2 separate regions of the Homo sapiens genome follow, and region 2 is linked to region 1. A link is a loop called in an ENCODE intact Hi-C map of the cell type or tissue named here. Cell type or tissue: PC-3. All regions are shown on one strand.

What was found. A loop is a pair of places that touch in the nucleus more often than their neighbours do. Peaks named below come from ENCODE experiments on the same cell type or tissue, not always from the same donor. Only the 100,000 strongest peaks of a DNase experiment are listed, where the experiment ranks them.
Region 2: a loop joins it to region 1, with 5 times the contacts of the local background. A loop is called at or near these places in 6 of 110 quality-filtered maps.

What each region holds. Positions count from the first base shown.
Region 1 is chr3:105,683,636-105,688,635 of GRCh38, forward strand. CBLB (Cbl proto-oncogene B) reads right to left here. Exons shown (of 19, transcript NM_170662.5): 14 at 1,685-1,831. Among named protein-coding and RNA genes, the nearest start is that of CBLB, 180 kb to the right of the region's middle. In PC-3, a CTCF peak has its summit at 2,873; no DNase peak of the experiment used is centred here.
Region 2 is chr3:107,115,477-107,120,476 of GRCh38, forward strand. The region is part of intron 2 of LINC00882 (long intergenic non-protein coding RNA 882); the gene reads right to left. Among named protein-coding and RNA genes, the nearest start is that of LINC00882, 120 kb to the right of the region's middle. In PC-3, CTCF peaks have their summits at 2,929 (motif pointing left) and 3,136; a DNase peak (open chromatin) is centred at 2,905; H3K27ac peaks cover 399 bases.

The sequences.
Region 1 (5,000 bases):
AGAGCCAAAGAACCGAAAATTGTAACAACTTATATTTGATGAGAAGGAATATCTTTTGTTCTCAAATACATCACTAGCTACTTGGTTCTTCTGATACATAAAATTAGCTCCTCGTTATTTCTTTGTCTTCTCAATGATATGATTTTATCAACAGATGTCTTATCTAAACACCAGCAATAGCAAGGAGTGTTTAGGTTCTTGCTTTTAAAAAAATAAAGTCCTGCGCTGTAGACTATTAACAATTCTGGGTAATAATTCAGCAGAATGTTGATAATTCTAACCAGGGTCACTTATTAAGACAGACATCTGCTTAAAATGAAAATGTGCTTCTCTTTCCAAGTGCTGCATTTCCTACCTCAGTGAGATGCCTGAAGAAACACATTAAAACATTTTTTAGTTTTTCATTGGAAAAGAAGGGAACACTGTACTTATAAAATGTTTTCAGTTGATTGACTTGACCTCAAAAGGAAATGGCACACTAAGTAAAGATGGCACAGATGACTGAAGTAATTGCCATCTCCCCTATCCCTCAGTCAGTCATGGAGAGATGCTGGAATGTAGGGCCACCAGCAGTACTTGAGCCCTATTCTATGTGCCAAGCATGGCCCCAGGAATGTTATACAAAGGAAACCAGAACTCAGAAAGTAAGTTTTGTAGCTGGGAGTACTGAGTACCTCATATATTTCAGTCAGGTAAAACAAACAAACCCAGAAATAATAGATTTCAGTTTATAAATTCAATAATATAAATGCAGACTCATGCCTTTACTTAAAGATAAAGTAATATTTCAATACAAACAACCCATTATTAATAACTCTTATTTACCTCGATGGAGCTTCCAAGTCAAAGACCAAGGCTATCCCCATGTAAGTGAGAATAAGCCACAAAAGTAAGGAAAAAACCCCCATTATTCCACACATTCTTTTTTTTTTTTTGAGATGGTGTCTCGCTCTGTCACCCAGGCTGGAGTGCAGTGGCACAATCTCGGCTCACTGCAACCTCCGCCTCCCGGGTTCAAGCGATTCTCCTGCCTCAGCCTCCTGAGTAGCTGGGATTACAGGCGCCCACCACCACACCCGGCTCATTTTTGTATTTTTAGTAGAGACAGGGTTTCACCATGTTGGTCAGGCTGGTTTCAAACTCCTGACCTCATGATCTGCCCGCCTCAGCCTCCCAAAGTGCTAGGATTACAGGCGTGAGCCACCACGCCTGGCCTATTCCTCACATTCTTATTTGATCTAAAGGAAGGTAAATAGCACTTGATAGAAAAACAAAAAGTTAAGAGAAACACCTTGGTATTTTTTTCCCACTTCTTCAAAATCTGAATAGAAGTAGGTAGCAAGTACATCAAGAAGGAAAATGAATTTAAATTATACTAGTATGTACATCATGAAGAAAAATTCTAAGGAAGGTCAGAATAATACCTTAGTTTCTGAGCACTAATTTTTCTTCATGAGATAGGTGTTTAGAACTGATAAAATAAAGTGACTTCCTGATTAATGAGAAATCTGCATCTTTTAGTTTTCTTTAAAAGTAATGCTGGAAATGGTATAATAGGAAGAGAAGGATTTGAGCTGGAAATTAAGGATTTTTAATTAGACGTGAATCAATTGTTTAAAAACAAACATTACAAATGATAATGCTTATGCAGATGTAAGTGGCAAAAATCTGCCCATACTCTTACCGAACAGGAGGTTTTACATTATGACAATGAGATGGTTGTGAATTCAGGGAAACAGGGTGGGATGAAGGAATCTTGTATTCATCATCATCTTCCTCTACTGGGTCTCTTGTTTTCTCTGAAAGAGAATTTGCTAACGGACCAGTACACCTACCAGGGGAAAAAAAATCCAATCTAGTTTAAGCATAATATTCAAAACAGGCAAGTCTGATGTGACATATTCAAGTCAAAGAAGCTACTTTATCACTTATGTTCATTTTTCAATTACAGGGTATCATCAGAGAAGCTGTTCTTATATCAAATACAAATGAAAACAATTTTCAATCTTTTGTTAAGACCCTTGATGGGATAAAAGAATTTTCATCCTCACAATTTTAAATGGCACAATAGGAAAAACTAGTAACCTGTCGAATAAAATAAAAAGATGTTGGATTTGTAAGACAAAATGTACAAATTTATTCAAACCAAATCTATTAAAATATTAATATTTTGTTCCAATTTAAATTAAATGGGTAAAATATGATGCTACAATAATAAGCATGGTTGTTTTATATATTAAAGAAGTCTTTATAGAATGGTCAAACTTTTTGTCTCCTGTGAATATTATCTATAGTTGGAAAAATATCCAGTTTAATTCTGTAAAACTTAACTATCCTGTGAAATTATAGTTGAAGTTGTTAGGTTTTTCTTCCTACCAACAACTGAGAGCTAGAAATGAATGGAATGATTAGATGTAGATAATGAGAGAACTTATTTTTAAGTCTTTGAAGTACATTATTTTTATGGTTTAAATTCCCTGGCTAAATAAAAGAGAATTAAAATGAGTAAAACCATCACCTAATATCAAAAACATTAAGCATTTCACTTATCCATAAGAGTAAATAAACCAAATAAAACAAACCCAAACAAATGGGCAAACATAAACAATGTTTTTCGTAACTGTTGCTACCAGAGTTTAATCTAACCCTGGCTGAAGCCAATGAAAAATGCCAAGGCAGAAATGCACAAACTCATCCTGATTCACTTTAGGACGACCAACTAGTTTGCAAGGCATTGGGAATACACACATGGATCCAAATCTTTTTGTTAATCATCATGAACCTCATGAGAAATCTGTTCAATTTAAAAAGGAAGGAAAAAAAAAAAACAAAAAAACTAAGTGACTGCAATTTTGCAGCACCTTCTATAGAGGGAGCAAGAGGCCTTTGGTATATTAAACAAACATGCCTGAATTAACATTCATTTTTATTTCTTTTTATTAGTTAGAACAGAAACAATTTTAGGGGCTTTTCTTTGTGACCATTACAAGAAGGCATTTTGAAAAATCTAAAGATTTAAGTTTCAACCATATTATCTAAGTCATTAGATAGGACATTCAAAGATCAAAGAAAAACTAAGATTTTTCAAGTGTATGTTTATTGATACCTATCTTTGAAAAAAATTTCAATACTGATCTTTAAATTCTTGTTGTTTGAGCAACTTTAGAATTCACATGAGCGTTACAGGGAGACAAAAGCACAGAGACAAAAGCATAGTGACAAAAGGTCCAGTGTCACTACCTACAGCACAAGCTAAGGGCCTTAATAATAATCTATTATTACACCTATTATGGTTTAACTTTGGAGGATTTACTTTCCAATTAAAGGAAGTTAAGTATATGGGCTGCAAAATGGTGATCTGATGGCACTGGAACTGGGAGAGACTTATAATATTACTTTTCCATAAATTCCTGTAAACACAGCCATCAATTTAGCTAAGTCAAGGACCAGAATGGGTTCTATTACCAAATGAAATGAGAAATATATACTGTACATCCTCTCTATGCCTAAGATACTTTCATTTATAATGAATCCCTTTCTATGCAATTCAAGCATACACTATGTAAAAAGAAAACAGTATTTTTCACTAAACATTCAACAACTATTCAATATCAGAAATGTTCTAAGATCTGCCTGTTGCAGGTTCCCTCCAAAGATTTAAGTTTCCAAAGAAGCAGTTCATTATGAGTCAACAATGGACCATTTTTTAAATCACATACGTTGTGGCTAATTTGATATTTTACCTTCATTGATAGAGAATTTCTCGAGTAATTTCCCCCACTCTTTTGCTTTGCCACAAATCAGTAGATTATTTCAGAATGAAGTGAAAAGCAAAGCTCATCTAATACTTCATGGAATAATAAGGCTTATTGCTAAAACTTACTAGTATAAATTGTCAACTTACACAGATTTTAGAGAATTATATCTAGAAGTGAAAAAATAGTTTTCAAGTGGTGTTTGTATCTAAATATGAAAAAAATACTTAGGTGTTCCATTTATCACCATTTTAATAAAGTTCTAAAGATTCAGATTTTATTTTTCTGCTTATGTTTTTTAATGAAAATGTTTAATATCAGTATAATAGTCTATTTGGATTAGAAATAAACCAAAAGAATAACATTACAGTGTATTTTATTCAAGATTACATAGTTTTTATTAAAAATTAATCTTATCCAGTTCTGAAAAAAAAAACTGGTTTCTATCAAAAAAAATAACAGAAGAGGATGGTACAAATGAGATAAAGAAGTTGTATATAAAATAGCAAAATAAAAAACTAGAGTCATGTAACTAATTATACCATCTGGAATTACATGTGGGGTTTTATTTTCCTCTACAAACTCATTCAAAAAACAGGTTTAATTTTACTTACTACTAAATAACAGGTAAAATAATTAGATTTATATTTAGTCATTATCTATCCATGTATGTGACATTTGGCAGTAGAAAAAATTTCTATCTTATGGGGCATGGGACAATTTTCAGTCATTGACTAAACTTACGGGAAATTTTTAGGATACCAGAGGAATAAAGCTGAACAAATTGTATTTGGCTGACTCCACATTAAAGCCTACCATTACACTTATTACTGCAATCCCTTTATATTCTCATCTTACATTCCCGGAGTGTTCTGCACTGATGCTGTTATTACTGAGTTAATACACTGGTAATACATAGGGACATACACTCTCAAAGATGCATAGTCACCACCCCCCCCACAACCTGGACATTTTATTAAATTCATTGTGTTAGTTATTTGAGCCTTCAGTGATAAATACATTCATCTTCTACATATGCACACTTGAAACAAACCAAGAAACAAGTGAATTTTCACGCCAGCACAGGAGATAGTATCCAATGCTATGCTTAATTAGTAAGCTTGTTTTCTACATATAAGAATCTATCTTCCTTTAATAGTATCTGAAGGCAAGTAACGAAAAAATATCTTCTGTTAAAATAGAATCTTTAGAGCTTGCCCTATACATTACACCATATTTCTTATA
Region 2 (5,000 bases), 1.4 Mb after region 1:
CCTACTGTCATTCAATAATGTCACTTCTCAGGCTGTGACAAATTAAGAAATATGATGCAAATATGTTTTCCAAGATTAAAACAAAAGAATGCAATTGAAAGAGTGTAGGAAAATTGGCATGTCTTCATGTCTTAAACAGAATCATAATACTGTCTGCTCAAAATCCAAAATAAAGATAAAAATGGAAATTTAGAATGGTACACTAAGATATTCAATATAAGTTGAATGTAACAGCCTACAAGTCACCAAGACTTCACCAATTCTACGACATCTAAACATCTAAGCTTAATATCAAAATAGCAAGTGACTTAATATTCAGAAAGGAACAGGCACATTTAGGCCACTTTAGTCCCTTCAGTACAAACTGAATACAGCTGTGGATAAAGAGTCTCAATTGTTTCCAGTTTCTGAGAACACATTAGGCCACTTAATATAACATCCTGGTATATTATTTGCTTTTTTTATTAGCCAAACAAGATAGACTGATTGATTGAGTCACTCACAGGTATTCATTCCTTCAACAAATATTTATTAAAGGATTATCATGTCAGACACCAGGCTAGAGGATTTTCCCACATCACTTAATTGAAATTCAACAAGTATTCTGTTATAATGAGGATTCAATGAGTTAATATTTGTACAGTGTTTAAAACAGTGTGTGGCACATAGTAAGTGCTATATGAATGTTTGTTAAATAAATTATGTTGAAGAGTCGGTTGTAATATGATCTTTGTACAAGATTTTGATTGTTCTATTTCTTGTCTCTTAAAAGTTTCTTTCTTTTTTTTTTTTTTTTTTTTTTGGAGACGAAGTCTCGTTCTGTTGCCCAGGTTGGAGTGCAGTGGCACAATCTCAGCTCACTGCAAGCTCCGCCTCCCAGGTTCACTCAATTCTCCTGCCTCGGCCTCCTGAGTAGCTGGTACCACAGGCGCCCGCCACCACGCCCGGTTAATTTGCGTGTGTGTGTGTGTGTGTGTGTGTTTAGTAGAGATGGGGTATCCCTGTGTTAGCCAGCATGGTCTTGCTCTCCTGACCTCGTGATCCGCCCGCCTTGGCCCCCCAAAGTGCTCGGATTACAGGCGCGAGCCACCGCGCCCTGCCAAAGGTTTCTATAGGCATAAAAGAACAGCAGGGTCCTAAGATACCAGCCAGGAAGCCAGGCACAGGAAACAACTAAGTCAATATATGCCCATATAAAAATCACCTGATGGTAAATTTCTCTGGAAAAATTCTATAGGACTGACATAATAGTTTTTATATCACTTTTAAAATTTTTTTTATTTTTTTTGAGACAGAGTCTAGTAATCTCACCCAGGCTGGAATGCAGTAGTATGATCTTGGCTCACTGCAACCTCCACCTCCTGGGTTCAAGCAGTTCTGGTGCCTCAGCCTCCCAAGTAGCTGGGATTACAGACGCACACAACCGCGCCCGGCTAATTTTTTGTATTTTAGTAGAGACTGGGTTTCACCATTTTGCCCAGGCTGGTCTTGAACTCCTGAGCTCAGACAATCCACCCACCTCGGCCTCCCAAAGTGCTAGAATTCCAGGCATGAGCCACCCTGCCTGACCTAAAATATTTATTTAGCATGTACTTATGAAGTAGTATACACCAGGTTCTATTCTAACTGCTTTACATATAATAACTCATCTAATTCTCAGGCTAACTCTATGATACTAGCATTACTCCACTTTATGGATGAGGAAACTGAGGCACACAGAAGCTCACTAACTTGCCAAAGTCATATAGATAATAAGTGGTAGGGCCTACATTCCTACCCAAGTACCCAAGTAGTCTGGCTCCGGAGCTCAAGTTCGTAAACACTAAGTGAACATGTCGGCATATGAAGGGGTCAGCATTTATAAGAACCCTCACAGCCTCTGTCTCCCTGAGTCAGCATTGTTCTGTGTGCATCAACTGACTTGTCGTGTAACCCCATGATCACAGATTTTACTTTATGAAAAGAGATGGTCAAAGGACACTTTTGAAATATTCCTAAACCATACAAAAAGTCTAAAAGGAAAACTGAGGTGACAGATTATAGTTCAGGACTTAAATCAGTTTCAAATTTGACATGATCATAATTAATCACTTTTGTGTTCACACGTATTTTGCAAGAAGACTTAGAATCCATCATGTACTGACAAAGAATGAAGTAAGCGTACCTAGACCCTCCTCAATTGAATAGAGGACATTCCAACTCCTTTGCCCTGGCCCCTGCCCACTGCCCTAAATTAATTCACTATAAATAAGGACATCTAAGCAAACTACAGATCACAAGGAGTAGTAACTACCAACAAACATGAAACACTACTTTTCCATACTAGATAAATTGCAACAATTGTGGTAGAATAGCTTTGAAAGTTGTATTGAATTTAGAAATCTGGCTTTAGGAAGTACAGCAGAGGAAGCCAACTTTTCTGAAATAGCCAATAATGCAGAAACACTTTAAATGGTATTGAATGCTCCCCAGTTTCCTGAGGACCAAATAGATATTTCAGCAATTTATCAAGAACAATTAATCCTAGAAAATTGCCAATAATTCCTCTGTCTCAGAAAGAACGACCCATCTGCATTCTCGCCTTCCAAGAGCATGGCAGAGTTTGTTTCTCAGTTCTTCCCACAATTCAACTCTGATAAGTGAAATAAGGAAGGAGCTAAAAAGCGTGAAGAAATTTTTCTAAAATGTTTACAACCACAGAACCTGCCAACTGCTGCTTCCCCATTAGCTGAGTATGTTTTGGGCCACTGAAGCTCGGGTGTCAGCTCCTGGCTTGACGACGATTCCGTAAACAAAGAGACTTCAATATGTTTTATGCCCAAAATGCTCAAAACAGACACAGAGGCTCACAGGCCTGATGCCTGAGCCTCCCGCAAATGCTCAGCCAAACCACTCTATCAATCACGATTATTTGGTGCCCCCCTCTGGCCTTACTGCAGCAATTTCATTTAGCTTTCCTAAGAAACTGAAAAGAATTCTGAACGAAAGTCCAGGGTGCAATCACAAAAATCTGCCTGCAAGAGAAACCTAGTTTTGTCTGCACTTATAATAATTACTCCAATTCTCAATGGCAGAGGAAAATTTGGCAGGGCTGACTGCATGTTAAAAGCATGGTGATAAGAATGTTATATCACCATAACGTTCTTAAGGTGATATAATTTTGCTTTATGTATTTTTAAACATCCCCCAAGGAGATAGAGAGCTCTATCAGTTCCTCACAGTTAAGATAACTAGGCTACCTGGGCTCTGCTCAGAAGAATAAGTCAATTTACTCTGGAGAAATAATTCTGTGAAACTCAGACAGAGTTAGAACATCATGCAGTTGAAAACTGTATCAAAAACTCAGGCTAAACAATATTACTTATTAAGGTCATATAATACATATACGAGTTATTCACTAGCTCTTACCCAAGTTCCCTGGGTAAGCAAACTACAGAGACAAGAGTTTGTGTCCAGTTCCAGAGAGCTTCCAGGCTCCCAAAATGAATTTTGTCTCCAAATCCAAGGCCTCCTTCACTGTGCGCTTCCCCCTCACTGGCTCCCCCGACCCCCTACCCCCAACCCCCACCGGGACTGAGGTGACCATGCTCCTTCTGTTGGGTCAACATTGTCTGATCTGTTTTGGGGACAGCACATACAAGACTTTCCAGCCATGTTATGAAAGGGCTAGGCAAGGGGACGAGGCACCTCACACCCACATTACTGAGAGCGAGTGGAGTAGTACAAGTGGCAGAGATAGGCCCTATGGGGTTTCCAGAGCAGCTCTGAGGGTGCTAGATCCTAACAGGGCAAGATGACAAGGGGAAGTCAAGCTGTGAAGGCAAGAGGGAGAGGAGCCAAGGAGGTTCCTGTGGGTCAGAGGAAAGTGACTGTGGAGGAAGTCTTTGTCCAGGGCTTTGGGTGTTGGCGTCAGCTCCTCACGCAGCAGGTATAAGACAGACGGAAGGCACATAGGAACATTCGTAACTCTTCTAACTCTTCTAACATCCCTAACTCTTCCTTTCTTGCCCCTTTCTTCAGAGTTTGGAAACTCAGAGACCTCCAGGATTGGAACATGCAACTGATTCTTATTTGAAAGTGGTGAAAAACAAAACTGAAAAAGTCGGTGAGGAAAAAAGATCAACTAAAATTCAGCTTTGGGATAAGGACGAATTTAGCACCTTTTCTGGAAATCTCTGAAGCAATTACATTTGTACCCAGTAAATATTCTCATTTGGAAAAAAAAAACTGCTCAAGAAAGAGAGTAATAAAAATAACCACAATGAGGGCTCTCATTAATACTGGATCTTATGGAAACCAATTGTTCAGTCCCTCAACAAAAGACCAGATGGGCAGGAAGCTAAATATACACCATGCACTAAACATTATGAGTATCATAGTTTACAAGTCAAAGGGGGCTCTATTGAAGATAGTTCTATTTTCCCTCTATATTATCTGCTAGACAATACCTGATAACATTATCCAAGTAAATGACAACTTGATAAATAGTAATTTCCAATGGTGAACAGAGGTGACATTTCCTCATTACAAAAATATTTTCTTTGGCAGATGAGATTAACTGAATAAGAAATCCACTGACACTGAAATCACAGAGCCAAATTCCCTATCACAGCACTTATCACATTGCGTTAGGGTTGTTTGTTAAATATCTTTACTTACTTTCCTATACGCTATAATATTTGCTTTTTTCTCCCCAGTGCTTTACAAGGGGCTTGACATACAACAGGCACTCAAATAATGTTTTTTTTTTAAATTTCAATTGAATGTCCCTTTTAAGGGCATTTGCTCACTGATTTAATAAGGGAACAGTAGCCTGAAAGTACAGGTTCTGATCTTTCACAGGTAGGTAAATTTTTTAAATGAATGAGGGTCTGATCTGAAAAATACTGAGGAATTTTACATCAAATGTTTTAGCGCTGTTTCATAAGAAGATAGGAATTCTGGCTCAAGTGGGTGGTTATCAGTTTCTAATCAGTGATCCCATTTTAGCACCCTCAAAG